Linked DNA regions of Mus musculus: region 1 is linked to region 2. A link is a loop called in an ENCODE intact Hi-C map of the cell type or tissue named here. Cell type or tissue: gastrocnemius. All regions are shown on one strand. Links, peaks and the distances in the headings refer to the core of each region. The heading gives the core; the rest is flanking DNA.

The links. A loop is a pair of places that touch in the nucleus more often than their neighbours do. Peaks named below come from ENCODE experiments on the same cell type or tissue, not always from the same donor. Only the 100,000 strongest peaks of a DNase experiment are listed, where the experiment ranks them.
Region 1: it touches region 2 in a loop (2.9-fold over the local background); 16 of 42 quality-filtered maps call a loop at or near these places.

Annotation. Positions count from the first base shown.
Region 1 is chr8:84,898,280-84,906,606 of GRCm38, forward strand. Klf1 (Kruppel-like factor 1 (erythroid)) reads left to right here and starts at 3,703. Exons shown (of 3, transcript NM_010635.3): 1 at 3,703-3,836; 2 at 4,410-5,223; 3 at 6,485-7,012. The coding sequence starts at 3,750. The coding sequence ends at 6,660. Gm39213 (predicted gene, 39213) reads left to right here. Exons shown (of 3, transcript NR_168730.1): 3 at 1,602-1,872. In gastrocnemius, for the core only: a CTCF peak has its summit at 4,903; DNase peaks (open chromatin) are centred at 4,472 and 4,911; H3K4me3 peaks cover 1,542 bases; H3K27ac peaks cover 1,535 bases.
Region 2 is chr8:84,841,582-84,849,908 of GRCm38, forward strand. It overlaps Calr (calreticulin), which reads right to left and starts at 5,350. Exons shown (of 9, transcript NM_007591.3): 1 at 5,127-5,350; 2 at 4,669-4,770; 3 at 4,281-4,484; 4 at 3,290-3,384; 5 at 2,993-3,202; 6 at 2,797-2,910; 7 at 2,484-2,627; 8 at 1,363-1,455; 9 at 507-1,263. The coding sequence starts at 5,217. The coding sequence ends at 1,066. 1700122E12Rik (a long non-coding RNA gene) reads left to right here and starts at 5,566. Exons shown (of 3, transcript XR_106144.5): 1 at 5,566-5,739; 2 at 6,489-6,714. In gastrocnemius, for the core only: CTCF peaks have their summits at 4,247 (motif pointing right) and 5,541 (motif pointing left); DNase peaks (open chromatin) are centred at 4,307 and 5,463; H3K4me3 peaks cover 3,660 bases; H3K27ac peaks cover 2,727 bases.

The DNA.
Region 1 (8,327 bases), core at 37-8,036, 57 kb after region 2:
TTTTCTATTTGGGTGTGGCTATTCTCTTTGGAAACTTTTGTTTTAATTTTTCTGTAATTGTAGTTGTTTGGTTTTATTATTATCTTTATTTATTTATTTATTTATTTATTTATTTATTTATTTATTTATTTATTTGTGAGAGGCTAGCTAAAGCCTTTCTTATTAATGCCAAAAGAACTGAAGCAGGAAATCACGGTGGTTACACAGCCCAGCACCTAAGCCCAATTTACAGGACAAGGCTCATTTTTATTATTAGAGCTCCTTTGGTAACAGAGAAGGCTGCTCACAGCCAGCATGCTCAAGGTTGTATAAAGCACAACAATGTTATTTGTCTTCAGAAAAACATCTGAGGTGTGGGAACATCATTTACCCTGACTATGCTCTAGAGATGGAGGAAGGTCTCAGGCACTCCTGGGTCCCTTCCACTAGGAGTTGAAACATACATTATGTTGTAACACAAATCCTTCTTGAGAAACATCAACACCAGATGTTCCTAGGCCCCTTCTCAAATTCACTTTATCTTCACATAATTCACCTTAATTCAAACCCCAACATCAAACCAGAGCTGGTGCATGCTAAGCACATGCTCTGCCCCAGAGTGCATGCTAAGCACATGCTCTGAGCTACACCCTTTACGACGATCTCACGAGATCCTGCTCTAATGGGGTGCTGGTGGTTGTCTAGGGGATCTTGAGGTCTTTTCCTGGCAGATGAAAGATTGAAAGTCCGTGAAAGAAAGAAAATTGAGCTGCAGAGAAAGCAAACGTAACTTTATCACTTGGGTAGGAGAGACGCTAGGTCTGGGTGGCTAAATAGACTGGCTTAGGTAGTTTATCGTCTCTTTGGGTTCTCCCCTTTCTCTTACTGGTCCTGTTTAGAGCACACACTCTCTCACCCTTAACAGTAAAACAAAACCTTCTGACTCTCCCCTTATACAACAGGGACTGCATCATCACCCTGGGCTTTCTGACACTATGTATAGTTCTCCACTTGGTCACCTCCCTTATCCTGCAGCCCTTGGCCTCTTCAACCCCTAATTCCTGTGAATCTGACTATGCCCTGTGCAGGTGGGGCTATATAAGAAAACTTTCCTATCAAAGGTTCTGTGGAGGTTTAAGGATGGTCCTAATAGGGGACTGGAGAGAAGTGGGAAAGAGCACCCTGTTTGCTCTTCCAGAGGTCCTGAGTTCAATTACAAGCAACCACATGGTGGCTCACAACCATCTGTAATGGGACCCAACGCCCTCTTCTGCTGTGTCTGAAGACAGTGACAGTGTACTCATATACATAAATAAAATAATAAAATAATTAAATAAAAAGAATAGTCCCCGTAGCTGGATGGTGGTGGCATACACCTTTAATCCGAGCATTCTAGAAGCAGAGGGAGTTCGAGGTCAGCCTGGTCTGCTAAACAAGTTCCAGGCTACACAGAGACTTTGTCTTGAAAAAACAAAAACAATAAATCCCAGAATGGCCCCCAAAGGCTCATATATTGAATGCCTAATTACCAGAGAGTGGCACTTTTTGAAAGGGTTGTAAGAATTGGGAAGTGTGTCGCTGGAGGTTGGCTTTGAGGTTCAAAGTCTCTCTCTCTCTCTCAGGATGTTTCTCTCAGTTATTGGACCAGCTCCTGCCTTCATGCCACCATGCTCCCCACTATGATAATGGACTACACCTATGAAAATGTGAGCAAGCCCCAGTAAAATGTCTTCTTTGGTTGTGGCTCATAATCATCTGTAATGGGATATGATGGACTCTTCTGGTGTGTCTGGGGACAGCAACAGTGTACTCATACAATCAATCAATCAATCAATCAATAAATAAATGCAGATTCAGTGGGCAATGTAGCACCACAGTGTCCTGTGACAAACACTTCTACTGAGTTTCAGAATGTTTCTGTCCTCCCAAATGAGACTTTGTCTCCTAGCAGTCTCCTGCCCCAGCCTCTGGGAAGCACTGCTCGTCCTGACCTGTTCTGGCAATTATATAGACAAAATAATGAGGCATGTAACCTTCCATGGTTGCCTGCCCTCCTCCATTAGCCTGTTGTCCTCCGGTTACTCGTCTTAGCACACTGATTGTTGGGGCGTGTGTCTAGTGTGTGCTTGAGCATGCGTGCAGCCCAGCGGTCAGGGTTGATGGTCTCTTCCTTCGTTTTCTTTACCTTATTTCCTATGCTGGGCCTGACACTGGACCTGATCGGCTAGGCTGACTATCCAGTGAGCACCAGGTATCTTCCCGTTTCCATCTGTCTAGCACTAGTCTTAGACATGCACAGTGACACTTGGCTTTTGTGTCAGTGCCAGGGATCTGAACCTAGGTCTTTATGCTTTTCTTTTAAAGTTAATACGGTGCAAGCACTCCATGAAGCTAAGTCCCCAGCACTGTTTTACCCTTGTTGTCGTCTTTCGAGACAAAGACTATGTAGCCCTGGTTGTCCTGGAACTTATTATGTAGACCAAACAGACCTTTCAAATTCATAGAGATCCACCAGCCTCTGCTTTCCAAGTGCTGGGATTAAAGGCATCACTACCATGCCTGACTAGGTACCATTTTCTATAATGGATCTGATGTCCCCTATGGACACCGAGCAATGATGGTGTATGTGTGATATTATTGTACCCGTGACACCCCATTTCCCTACCCTGACTCATAGGGCACCAGAATAGAAGTATGGGAATAGCAGGCCATCTATCATGGGGTCCCGCACACAATGAGCCGTTAGGCAGAGTCAGGGCTGAGCTCTTCTGAACGGCATACTAGCTGCAGCTCCATCTATGGGTCCTAGCCCACCACACTGTAAACTTCCTAGCCATCCCCTTCAGCTCCATGCAGTAGCCAGTGAGGGTCCTCAGAGCCCCAGAGTGGGCTGATTTGAGGGGACTCCTTTTGCTAAACAGCTCAGACCTCAACACAACAGAGCAATTCAAAGCTAAAATAATTTGTGGCACCAACCCCCAGCTCTTCTGCTCAAGGAGGAACAGAGCTATGGTTGTTCTGGGCCCCCTACCTGATAGCGGCCTGAAACATCTGGTGTGTCTGATAATGCCTGAAAGGGAGCCGGTGCCAAGGCCCGCCACTAGCACCGTTGCTGCTGTTGTCTGGGAGAGTAAGGACTGCAGTGGTCTCCATGGGGGTCAAAGGGTCCCAAAGACCTTTCCCAAGAAATCTATCCTTCCTGGTCCACTCCTTGGAGAGAGACTTGAAACCAAACCAGAGGGGTCTTCTCAGTCCTGTGGGAGGTGGGGTGGGGGTGGGGAGCAGCGACCAGGACTTTTCTTTACCCAACCTGAATCCTAAAACTTTGAAGCCCCTATTCCTTGACATCTGATTGACTTTACATACAGGGTTGGTTTTCAGGGACCAGTTTGAAAACAGGCCAGGGTGAGGTCTATTCCTTGAAAGTGACACATCACAACTTTAATCCCAGCACTCAGGAGACAGAGGTAGGCAGATGTCTGTGAGTTCTAGGCCAGCCTGGTCTACATAAGCCAGTCCAGGACAGCCAGGGCTCAGTTACACAGAGAAACCCTGTTTCGAAAACCTTAAAAAAAAAAAAAAAGAAGCACACCACACACATATCGCACACACCCCTCCTTTGCCGTTTTGCTTTGCCTGGGTCTTATCAGGGAAGACAGCCAATCAGATGTGGGCAGACAGGAGCCCTCCAAGAAACTTTCCTAGCCTCATAGCCCATGAGGCAGAAGAGAGAGAGGAGGCCTGAGGTCCAGGGTGGACACCAGCCAGCCATGGCCTCAGCTGAGACTGTCTTACCCTCCATCAGTACACTCACCACCCTGGGACAGTTCCTGGACACCCAGGAGGACTTCCTCAAGGTGGGGCCAGTGTGAGTGTGTGGGAGGGGGCAGGTGGTCTTGCATAGGGCATAGTGCTTAGGGGTGGGGCGTCTATCTTACTTTAATATCCTCTGCTCTGTTTTTTGGGGGTGGAGGAGTGGGAGAGCCTCTGAGCCTTGTTTGGGGGAGATGTTCTAGGGGTCTGAGATCAAGGTGAGGCCTATTTCTCCAACAGGAAGCAGAATTCTAAGCTCTATATCTTAAGAGACTAGGCTCATAGAGACAAAGGTCCAGATAAAGGTGTCCTGGGATTTCCAGGCTTTGAGCTGTAATTTTCTGGGCTATGTGAAGACAGGGAAAGGCTAGGGAAAACGGAGTCGAAGCTGTCCCCTTTGACTCAGAACTCTGCAACCCCTTCTCCCATCCTGAATACTATTCTTGGTAAGTGTCTTAGCTGTCTCTAGCAAGACCTAATGGAGTTGTCTGGAGCTGAGAAAGGGGTTAGGGGAACCGTGTGGGTAAATGACAGGCACCAACGGTGTTTCCAGCCAGGGTTGTTTGAGGGCCAGGTACCCAGTGCCTACCATTCAAGCAGTACGCTCCCTCCCGCAGTGGTGGCGGTCTGAGGAGACGCAGGATTTGGGGCCGGGGCCCCCGAATCCCACGGGGCCGTCCCATCACGTGAGTCTGAAATCGGAGGACCCTTCCGGAGAGGACGATGAGAGGGACGTGACCTGTGCGTGGGACCCGGATCTTTTCCTTACAAACTTTCCAGGTTCCGAGTCTCCCGGCACTTCCCGGACCTGTGCCCTGGCGCCCAGCGTGGGGCCAGTGGCACAGTTCGAGCCGCCTGAGTCTCTGGGCGCCTATGCGGGTGGCCCAGGGTTGGTGACTGGGCCTTTGGGCTCCGAGGAGCACACAAGCTGGGCGCACCCGACTCCGAGACCCCCAGCCCCTGAACCCTTCGTGGCCCCTGCCCTGGCCCCGGGACTCGCTCCCAAGGCTCAGCCCTCGTACTCCGACTCGCGAGCGGGCTCCGTAGGGGGCTTCTTCCCGCGGGCGGGGCTTGCGGTGCCCGCAGCTCCAGGCGCCCCCTATGGGCTGCTGTCGGGATACCCCGCGCTGTACCCCGCGCCACAGTACCAAGGCCACTTCCAGCTCTTTCGCGGGCTCGCGGCGCCTTCTGCTGGTCCCACGGCGCCCCCTTCCTTCTTGAATTGTCTGGGACCTGGGACTGTGGCCACAGAACTCGGGGCCACTGCGATCGCCGGAGACGCAGGCTTGTCCCCGGGAACTGCGCCGCCCAAACGCAGCCGGCGAACTTTGGCACCTAAGAGGCAGGCGGCACATACGTGCGGGCACGAAGGCTGCGGGAAGAGCTACACCAAGAGCTCGCACCTCAAGGCGCACCTGCGCACGCACACGGGTAAGGGCGGGGCCAGACGGGCGGGGGCGGGGCGGGAGCCGCTAGTGAACGAAGGGAGGGGCCGGAGGGTAGTCAGAGGCGTGGCTAAAGGCGGCCCCAGTTCTAGGGGTCGTGAAGACCGCACCTGAGACACTGGGTCAAGTCTAGAAGGGGCGATTCCAGACCCAAATGGGCTAATACAAACACTCGGGAGGCAGAGGCAGGTGGATAGCAGTGACTTCGAGGCCATTTGGGCTATTATAGCGAGTTTCAGCAGCCTGAGCTACTTAGTGAGATCCTGGTTCATAAATAAATAGGTGTAACAGAGGACCTGGGGAACACTTTGGGGACTTCGGTGTTAGAAGTGGATGTGTAAGGCCTGGGTTAGAGATGGGAGAAGAAACTAGAGGGGTGAACCCGAAAGGTACAAGCTTGGAATGCCAGAGCTCAGGATATAGCCAGTATTTACATGCATGCTCGAGCTGGAACCATCTGGGATCAGGAGGTTGAGACACTCAAGTAAAATCAGTTTCAGGGGCAACTGACAGAGGTCCCAGAGTTAAGAAAAGAAGAGAAGGGGGCTGGAGAGATGGCTCAGTGGTTAAGAGCACTGACTGCTCTTCCAGAGGTCCTGAGTTTAAATCCCAGCACCACATGGTGGCTCACAACCATCTGTAATGGGATCCGATGCCCTCTTCTGGTGTGACTGAAGACAGCTACAGTGTACTTACATATAATAAATAAATAAATTAAAAAAAAAAAGAAAGAAAGAAAAAAGAAAAGAAGAGAAGGAAATGCTGAGAGACAGGGCCTAGAAAGAGAAACGGGGTCATCCCAGGACTGGAAGACAGCTGAGGGTCTCCCAAGCATGGCAGGGCACGCAACAGGCTGTAACAGGAAGAGAGGGAATCACCAGAGACAGGGCCTTGAACACTGGGGTGGATTTCTGGGCTTGAACCAAGTTGAGGAACAAGACTGGATATCATCGGGAGGCTCTGCCAGAGCAAGAAATAGCTGCAACGCGGAGAACAAAGAACGAAGGTGCAGCCACATAAAAAGGCAGGGAACTAGCACACCGGAAGTGGGATAGGAGACCGGAAGTGAGAAAACTGCAGGATTGCAGCTGTAGATACAGAAAAGGATTGAGTCACAGAAGGCAGGATTATGTGACCTTTTAACTGTGTGGGCTAGGTATGTCCTAAGACTTGGCTCTACTTCATCAAGGGTGCAAACTGGAGCTGGGTTGCTTGGAGGGTGGTACTTACAGCTCCCTGTCCTTCAGGAGAGAAGCCTTATGCCTGCTCCTGGGACGGCTGTGACTGGAGGTTCGCTCGCTCAGACGAACTGACGCGCCACTACCGGAAGCACACTGGACATCGTCCCTTCTGCTGTGGCCTCTGCCCACGTGCTTTTTCACGCTCTGACCACTTAGCTCTGCACATGAAGCGTCACCTCTGAGTGATCCTGCACAAGGACTGGGGATGAAATAAGAGTGGATCCAAGGACCGTATCCCAAAAGATGGGCCATTATATAGTCCTACCCAGATCAAAAACTGACCAGAAGACCATACAAAGGAGCCTTCAGGACAAACCTCACATGTCCTCAGGGAGCCCCACACATGGCCCCACAGACCCAGCAATATAGACCACCAGATAAATCAACTCAAATGGACCCCTAGACCAGAGGAGTGACCCTGTGTCCTGGACGCAGATGGACTGGGGTGAGATTTCCTAAGATCTAGAAGGGAGCTTCACACTGTGCCCATCTGCTAGGATTGTTGTCGTTACTATAAAAATTTCCCATATAAAACCAGTGTCTGCCTCACTGTAGTATGGAGCTGGAAATTACGAGAAGCATTGAGTCCCCCGGCAGGTGACACACTTACCTGTACACACACCTCCTAAACTTTCTAAAATTCATTCACTTCTGATGACACTCCCCCATCCCCTTCCCCCACCATCACCCCCACCCCAGCAGCCTCCTCCATCAAGATCAGCCTTCCAATCCTGTCACCTGTTGTCAAGCCAGTGATGAGATACTCACAACTATTATCTTTGCCCTTCTCCCTTTTCTTCCTAAGACAGGATCTTACTATGTAGCCCTGGTTGGCCTGAAATTATGTAGACCAGGCTGGCATCAACCTCACAGAGATCATCCTATCCTCCTGCCTCTGCCTCCTGAGTGCTGATTTTAAAGATGTGGGTGATCATATGTCCAATATGTCCATTTCCTCGGCCAAAGTGGGTCAATAGTCACAGAGGTAGTTTAGGCCTGTAATCTGAGCTGTTTACGAGGCTGAGGCTGGAGGCAAATTTGACACTGGCCTGTAATACAGAACAAGGTCAAAGTCATACTGGGAAATTTAGTCAGTTTCTGGCTCGCTCTCTCTCTCTCTCTCTCTCTCTCTCTCTGTGTATCTTTCTTTCTCTGAGAAAAGGTTTCTCTGTATAGCTTTGACTGTCTGGGAACTCACTCTATAGATCAGGCTGGTACTGAGATCTCAGAGATCTACCTGCTTCAGCCTCCTGAATATTTTTTGTTTGTTTGTTTTCTTCATGTCTCAGAAAGTTAACAACAACAGCAAACCGCTGTGCATGGTGGTATATGTGTTTAATCCCAGCACTTGGAAGCACTAGGTGACCCTCAAGGCCAGCTAGAGCTATATAACCTAGAGACTTTGTCTTTTAAATCTTTTTTTTTTATTTTTATTTTTTTAGATTTATTTATTTATTATATGTAAGTACACTGTAGCTGTTGTCTTCAGACGCACCAGAAGAGGGCATCAGATCTCATTACGGGTGGTTGTGAGCCACCATATGGTTGCTGGGATTTGAACTTCAGACCTTCAGAAGAGCAGTCGGGTGCTCTTACCCACTGAGCCATCTCACCAGCCCGACTTTGTCTTTTAAAAAGGTAGGAAAAAAGCTGTGCAGTGGTGGTACACGTTTTTAATTCCAGCATCCTCTGCACTTGGGAGGCAAAGGCAGGCCGATTTCTGAGTTTGAGGCCAGCCTGGTCTACAGAGTGAGTTCCAGGACAGCCAGGGCTACACAGAGAAATCCTGTTTCAAAAAGAAAAAAAAAAGTAGAAAAAAGTTGAGTGGTGGTGTACACCTTTAATTCCA
Region 2 (8,327 bases), core at 162-8,161:
TCTTCTTTTCCTTGTGGTGGGGATGGAACCCAGGCCATGCTAGCTAAGTGTCCAACTGAACTACATAACCCAATCCTGGAATCTATCTTTATCAGCTCAGTCCTAGAACCATGGGCCCTTGGGGAAAGTAGATCACTGTCCCTGAGCTCAGTCAGTCCCTTTGACTATTATCTACCAGCATGCACCCCACTACTGTGAACTTTGCTCAGCTTTCCTAGGTGTCAGTCCAACAGATCCATCCCACTTTTAACCAAGATGGCTAATATTTGAATTCACTAAATTCTAGTCAGTCTGTCAATGAGGTCTGTGCTAGAATCAAAACTTACACGTCTATGAGTTTAGGATCAAGACCTGATGGCTACTCTCCCATTTAGAGACTATGGGATACATATAAATGACATTTCTGAGACTCTGCAAACTCCAGTAGCTGAAACATACGTCACCCGCACCTGAGAAAGGCTGCTTTTAGCTCCTGATGTACATCCTCCCAGAGAAGGAGACACAATAGGGAAGACACAAAACTTAATTTAATAGAAATTTTGTTTGTAGTTCTTACACTCTCAGTGTGAGCTGTGCTAGAACTGGCTGCCCCACAAGTGGCCCAGTCCTGGGGGCAAGGGAGAAAGGGGATGAGAAGAGCCCCATTCTTCCTCAGTGCGGGGGGAGGGAAAACACCACCCCCTTCTCCTGCCCTCCTCTGAGATGCAGGAAGGAGAGCAGATGAAATCTCAAGCCTAGGGCTTCTCCTCTACACCCCTGTTCCTAGAGTTGGAGGGTAGTGACCAAAAGATGGAGAAAGGGAGGGACAGAAGGAAAAGATGTTGATTCAAAAATGAGAAACCAGATGAGGGCTGAAGGAGAATTAAAGACAAACACCAGTAAAAAAAAAAAGGGGGGGGGGTAATGGGGGAGGCAGGGGAACAAAATCAGAATCTACCCCAGATCTGAACCTGCCTGGAAAAAATGAAAAGTTCTTGAGTCTCATAGAGACATTATTGGGAGCAGCCAGCTCTGCGGCAGGGTGTTCAGGCCTCAGTCCAGCCCTGAAGGCAGGTGGTGTGGCCTCTACAGCTCATCCTTGGCTTGGCCAGGGGATTCTTCCTCATCTTCCTCCTTCTCATCTTCTTCGTCCTCATCTTCATCTCTGTCATCATCATCCTCTTTATCCTCAGCTTCTTCTTCCTCTTTACGCTTCTTGTCCTCTTCTTCTTCCTTAAGCCTCTGCTCCTCATCCTGCTTGTCCTTCATCTGCTTCTCTGCAGCCTGTGAGGACCAACCAACCATATCTTTTAATACCTGGCTCAAATCTGTCTGCCAGTCCTCCCAGATGACCCCTAGAGTAAACAAAGAGCTCTGACCCACCTTGGTAACACCCCACGTCTCATTGCCAAACTCCTCTGCATAGGCCTCATCATTGGTGATGAGGAAATTGTCAAAGATTGTCCCGGACTTGACCTGGGAAAGAACGGAAAGACAGGTGGTCAGCAGTGACTTCTGGCAGTCCTGGCTCTGGACAGGCCTCTATTCCCACCTTTCCTAGTCTTTGAATCCACCAAAATGTGTGGGGCAGCAGGGTGTGGTAGGACATGCCTTAGATCCCAGCTCTGAGAAGACAGACTACTTGTGGAGGTCCAAGCCAACAGGATTATAGTGAGATCATGTCCAAAAGAAAAGTGGGTGGGACAGGCAAGTATGTAAGTTGATGCACTGAGAAGGTAGGCAGAAGTAAAGAATTTTAGGCCAGTCAGTACATACCATACATACATACACCAAGACCAGCCTGCCTGGCTGGGGGTTGCGGGGTGGGGGGAGCTGTGATCCTGGGAGCATTACAGTTTAGAAGCCATGCTTCCAGAACTCACACCCTAATGACCTGGATGGACTACTGGCTTCACTTTCCACACTACTTTCTCTATAAAACAGGCATTCTGGGGCTCTCTTTTTCCAACTCATGCCAAGAACTGGCCTAGACACAAAACATCAACAACAAAAACTCGGTACCAATGTTTCTTAAAATCTTATTTGGTTATGTAGCCAGGGTGGGCAGTGAGCAGAGCTGTAACTGGGTAATCCCAGGTGATTTTGCAGGGGCACTTTGGCAAAAGACTTAGCACATGCCAAGTAGCCCTGCAGAAAAGAGAAAAGTGCTCAGTGGAGGCAGAGATAGCTCAGCAAATGAAGGCACTTGGTTGCCAAGATTTTTTTAATGACCAGAGTTGATTCCAAGGACTCACATAGTGAAGAGAACCAACTTCTCTGATAAGTTTTCCTCTGACCTCTATATAACCATACACATAAAAATGCTTTAACAATAAACCATCTTTCTTGAGTAAGAAAAAGGAGATAAAACAGGAAATGCCTCATTAGGCGGACCATTTCAGAACACCTTAGGGTTGGTGCCTCTGCCTGTTCTTCCCTCCAGATAAACCAGTATGATCCTGACTTGAGGTCTGCCAGGAACCCTTGTCTTTCCTATGTCTCACCTGCCAGAGATCTAGGCCCAGTACAGCAAAACTATCATAGGCATAGATATTTGCATCGGGGGAGTATTCAGGGTTGTCAATTTCTGGGTGTATCCAGGTACCCTTGTAATCTGGGTTGTCAATTTGACGTGGTTTCCACTCGCCCTGTAGAAGAAAACCAGATGAATAGAGAGGCAGACACATCCCACAGTACAGCCAACAACCCCGACTAGGACCCCAAGGCCTATCTTGGTTTGTTTCTGCAGTGCAACATTAATCATAGCACCCAAGGAAACATCCCACCAGGGAGCCACACCCAAACACCCAAGCCTACCTTGTATTCAGGATTTTGAATCACTGGTGGTTCCCACTCTCCATCCATCTCTTCATCCCAGTCCTCAGGCTTCTTAGCATCAGGGTCAGGGATGTGCTCTGGCTTGTCCCAGTCCTAGGAGTACACGTGGAGGTCAAAGTGGACCCAGATGTCCTCCATTCTATGACAGAGGTGGAGCTACCCTCCCAACACTAACCTCAGGCTTGGAATCTGTGGGGTCATCGATCTTGGCTCGTTCATCCCAGTCTTCCGGCTTGGCAGCATCAGGGTCCTTTATCTTCTTGGGTGGCAGAAAGTCCCAATCATCCTCCAAGGAGCCTGACTCCACCTGGCTGTTGTCAATTTTCACCTCATAGGTGTTGTCTGGCCGCACAATCAGTGTGTATAGGTGTGTGAATTCATCATCCTGAAGAGGGAAGGAGGTGAGCAGTCCCTCCCACCAGGCTGCCGGGACCTCCCATGACAGCCATTTAAATGACTACCCCAGGCACACCTTACACCGGATATCCTTGTTGATCAGCACATTCTTGCCCTTGTAGTTAAAGATGACATGAACCTTCTTGGTGCCAGGACCGCAGATGTCCGGACCTATGTAGGAAGCATATGCAGGCTGATGGCAGGCTCTATCCTTTGAGAAAGGGAGACCTAACCTCATCTATTTGTGACTATATACCATGCATACACAGGAGCCTGCAGAGGTCTGAAGTGGGCACGGGAGTCACAGGACACTGTGTGAGTGCTGGGAACTGAGCTTGTGTTCTCTGAAACCACTGAATTCTATCTCCAGCTCTTATTTTATTTTTGACAGAGGAGACTGTTACATTTAACTGAAGCTGCCTTTAAAGTTCTGATCTACTTCAGTGGTCTGAATGCTGGAATTACACATATACACAGCCATCGCTATCCAGAAATAAAAACCTGTTTTGGTTGGGGTTTGTTTGTTTTTTTGAGACAGGTTCTCTATACAAAGTCCTAACTGTTCAGGAACAGTTATACATCTGACTTCAATGCATCCATTAAAGGCATAAAAGACTACAAATCTGAAACGATTACCATTCTGGGGCCAGCAAATGGCTCAGTGGTAAATTAGGTACTTGCCACTAAGCCTGACAATCCAAATTTGATCCTAGAACCCAGATGACAAAAGAGATTTCCAAAGTTGCCCTCTGACCTTCACACTAGCACACCCTTTCATACTTGAGTACAGAAGAAATATGCACATGCTCAGATTTTTCACTGATTTTTAGACCCTGTCATTAGCATCATTTCTAAAATTATTAACACGTAGAAAATATCATACAAATGAACAATATAAGTCTTCAAGTAATATTGTACACCAACTAATAAAGTTGTCCTTCAGGACAAAAATTTTCATCATTCAAGTGCTTTCCATGGTATGAAGATCAGCATTCTGGTTACAAAGGGTTTCAGTCTGCACCCACTGTCCAACCGGCAGAGGTCAGCACTGGCTGGGGGCCCCTCACCAAACATGATGTTATATTCTGAGTCTCCATGCATGTCCTTCTGGTCCAAACCACTCGGAAACAGCTTCACGTAGCCGCCCCCACAGTCGATATTCTGCTCATGCTTCACCGTGAACTGTACCACCAGTGTCTGGCCCTTATTGCTGAAGGGTTCGAATTTGGCGGACAGTGCGTAAAATCGGGCATCTTGGCTTGTCTGCAGCCCTGTGATGAAATGGGACTGTCATCAGGTGAACCCGGAATACCCTAGACCTAGAGGGGCACGGCTGACCTCCCTTCCTTCCTCCACCTGTCCTTGGCTCCCGTGTTCCTGGGAAAAGCCCCAACAAGATGTATGTGCTGACTACAGCTTCCTCCAGGAAGTTGTCCTGCACCCACTCCCTTGTACCTTTATCCTTCTCCAGGTCCCCGTAAAATTTGCCAGAACTGAGGACAAATTTGCCAAAATCGGACTTATGTTTGGATTCGACCCAGCGGTTGGTCCAGGCATCTGAAAGGGAAGGGCATAGAGTCAGATTAGCGGGGCCGTCCGACCCCCGCCCCCATAACCAACGTCTGTCAGGAGCTACAAGCAGGTGGGGGTGGGGAAGGGGATTCCCATCCCAACCTCAAACTTGACATCTCGATGGGCTTCAGGTCCTTGGACGAATCCTAACTCTGGGGGCGGGAAACGGCTGAGCCTTCCTAGTCCCACAAGGACGCACACATGGAACCGCCCGCGGCCCTAGTCCCTCTGGGGCCACAGTGTTGGCCCTCTGAACGGTAATTACATTACACACGACGAGGCAGCCGAGGTCTCGGGGCCCAGCAGTCGCTAAGCGGCCTCGAGACGGGCCCAGACCTTACCTCCGTCCAAGAACTGCTCTTTGAAATAGATGGCAGGGTCTGCGGCGGCCAGGCCGAGGAGGCCAAGCAGGAGCGGCACCGAAAGGAGCATGGCGGGCCGAGGGGGCGGCGGCACACAGGCCTTTTAAGACGATCTTCAGGCAGCGGCTCTGCGGTATTGACGGACGCGGCCACCGCCGCTTCAATTTATATTCACCTACCTCTCACCCGAACCTGACACAGCCGCTGAGCCCGCCCCTCGGTCCTTTTGACTGGTTTAGACCTACAGCTGTCCCTTTCCATTGCTTCCCAGTTGGCTCAGCAAGTTAGGCTGTGGCTCGGAACGCTGGGATCCCAGATGGCTGATTTCTATTGGTCGCACTATGGGCCAATGAGGGTCGACCACGCGTTGTGGGGGACGCCCCCTGGTGGGGTGGGGGCCGCTAGCCCACTCAGGCACGGTCACGTGACTGAACCTCAGCCCAACCCCGCCCTTGCTGCTGAGAGTCTCTGGCTCGCTAGGAGTCGTTTAAAGAATCCGCGCGAGCGGTACCAGGTGTTAACCGTGCGGTGCGGGACCGAGACGGGTCCTTAGCTTCGGCCCTTTCCCATCCTCTCTGGTCAGAGGGAAGAAGTAAGGATTATTTGCAACTTTCACGTTCCGTCTGTCCTGCACCTAGGGAACGCCCACCGATGGCGAGCGTTTCCTATTCAGGATAAGGTCAAGGGCCAGCCAGGATCCTGAGGTTTCGCTGCATTCTGGTTCCACAGTTGTTCAGGCCATAGAGAACGTACCAGCTTTCTCCTCTCGTCCCGTAGTTCCCTGCAGCCTGTGTGACATGATACAAGTCATTTCGCCTCCCTGAAATGTCAGAAGCCAACAGGGGTGACCCTGAGCTATCTTGACAGAAATGCTTTTAAACCTTTTAGGGCTGTCCACGGTTCAAGAGCAGGAAACACAGAAGTCTCAGGGGTGTGAGTGTAAGCGTGTTTTCTTGGGTGAGAAGTAGGGGTTTTTTGATTTTTGTTTTTTTTTTTTTTCTCTTTCTCTTAAGCTGGAGAATGAAAGGAGTCACTTCTTGTGGTCTCCCACAAACGACTTGGCTTTTGCAATAAACGGCAGAAGGCAAGGGGTGCCGTTTGAGGAGGAAAAAGGACACAGATGGCTATGGTGATAGTTCTAGTGAGATAAGCAGGACCCTTGGATCTGGAGTCCTCTGACTCAAATCATGTGACTCTGCCTGCTGCCTGGAGGAGGAAGAACAGTACCTGTAGGGGATGGGGGATGGGAGGTGTTTCCAAACTGAGGAATTGGGAACCCTGAAACAAGACTATGAACTGCGCAGAAGGAATCCTTACAAAAATGGCGTGCTTCCTTTGCAGTGAGAGGAACTCAGTCAAGCAATGACACTTGAGGTCAAGAAGCTGGGTCTCCACCCTGTCCCCCAGGCAGTGTACAGAACTCAGCATTGCTGGTGAAGGTCCCACTGGAGGACACCCAAGTTCAACATGATCTTGACAGACCTGTGACTGACCTGACCCTCCCTCCAGTCCTGTGCCACTGACACATATGCTTGATGCCTTCTGCTTTGTCCTAGTACCCAAGACGGTGAGTGAAGCAGGGGTCAAAAGTTCAGTTCTCAGCTGCATAGTGAGTTTGAGGCCAGCCTGGGTTAAATGATACACTGCTTTAACACAATGAAATAAAGGACAGGAGAGATTGGTTTGGAGCACTGGCTGCTCTTCTGAATGACCCCAGTCCTATTCCCAGCACACACACATGAAGGATCAAAACCAGGTAATTTGAGTTTCAGAGGGTCTGAAGCCCTATTCTGTGGGCACCAGATGTGTAAATAGTACAGAGACATACGTGCAGGCAAAACATCTATACAAATAAAATAAAAATTAAAAGCTTTAAAAAAAAAACAAACCCTGAATGTGGTAATGCACAACTGTAAACGCAGTATACTTCAGCAGGATAGCAGGCAGGAACATGAGAATCACACTTGACCAGCTTGCTTGCAATGCAGCAGGAGAAAAGAAGAGAGACCCTGTGTCAGATAAGGTGGACGGTGAGAGCCGGTGTCCTCTGACCTCCACACTATGTTGTGATGTGTAATGCAGGTACATGCACACAAACACTATATTCTCTTTTCTTTTTTTTTAAAGATTTATTTATTTATTATATGTAAGTACACTGTAGCTGTCTTCAGACACACCAGAAGAGGGCATTGGATCCCATTACAGATAGTTGTGAGCCACCATGTGGTTGCTGGGATTTGAACTCAGGATCTTCGGGAGAGCAGTCTATGATCTTAACCACTGAGCCATCTCTCCAACCCCTCACTTTTTTTTTCTTTTTCTTTTTCTTTTTCTTTTTTTAATTAAGAAAATCAGGTAGGGCTGATGAGATGGCTCAGCAGGTAAGAGCACTGACTGCTCTTCCGAAGGTCCTGAGTTCAAATCCCAACAACCATACGGTGGCACACAACCATCTGTAATGAGATCTAACGCCCTCCTCTGGTGTGTCAGAAGACAGCTACAGTGTACTTACGTATTATAATAAATAAATCTTTGGGCCTGAGCGAGCAGGGTTGACCAGAGTGAGTGAGGCCGACCTAAGCGAGCAGAGGTCCTAAATTCAATTCCCAACAACCACATGAAGGCTCACAACCATCTGTACAGCTACAGTGCACTCATATACATAAAACAAATAAATAAATCTTTGTAAAAAAAAAAATCAGGTATGGTAGCACATCTTTAATCACAGCATTGGGAGGGCCGGGGTTCTAGTGGATCTCTGTGAGTTCCAGGTCAGCCTGGTGTACTTACTGTAGTCTAGGTCTGCCAGACTTACACAGTGAAACCGTGTCACAAGAGAAAAAAAAATCATTGGGGGAAAACAAATTTTTGAAGCTGAGAGAAAGGGGCCTAAATTGATGAAACCTGAATACATGACTTAACTATAGGGTTGGAATTAGGAAGTGCTAGAAATAATGTGTAACAGGCTCAAATCATGTTTTGGAGTGTCTCAGAACTGGGGATGTATACCTCTGTGATAGAGCCCTTGTCTAGCAAAGCGTGAGGTTTGCGTTTCATCACTATACTGGAAAAAAGTCTGAAGCATGGTCCACTGTTAGATTGTTGTTACCAAATACTGTGTGCATCTGTTGACATGGTATTGCTTCTCACAACAAACCAGGTTCCTTTACACCCGTCAGG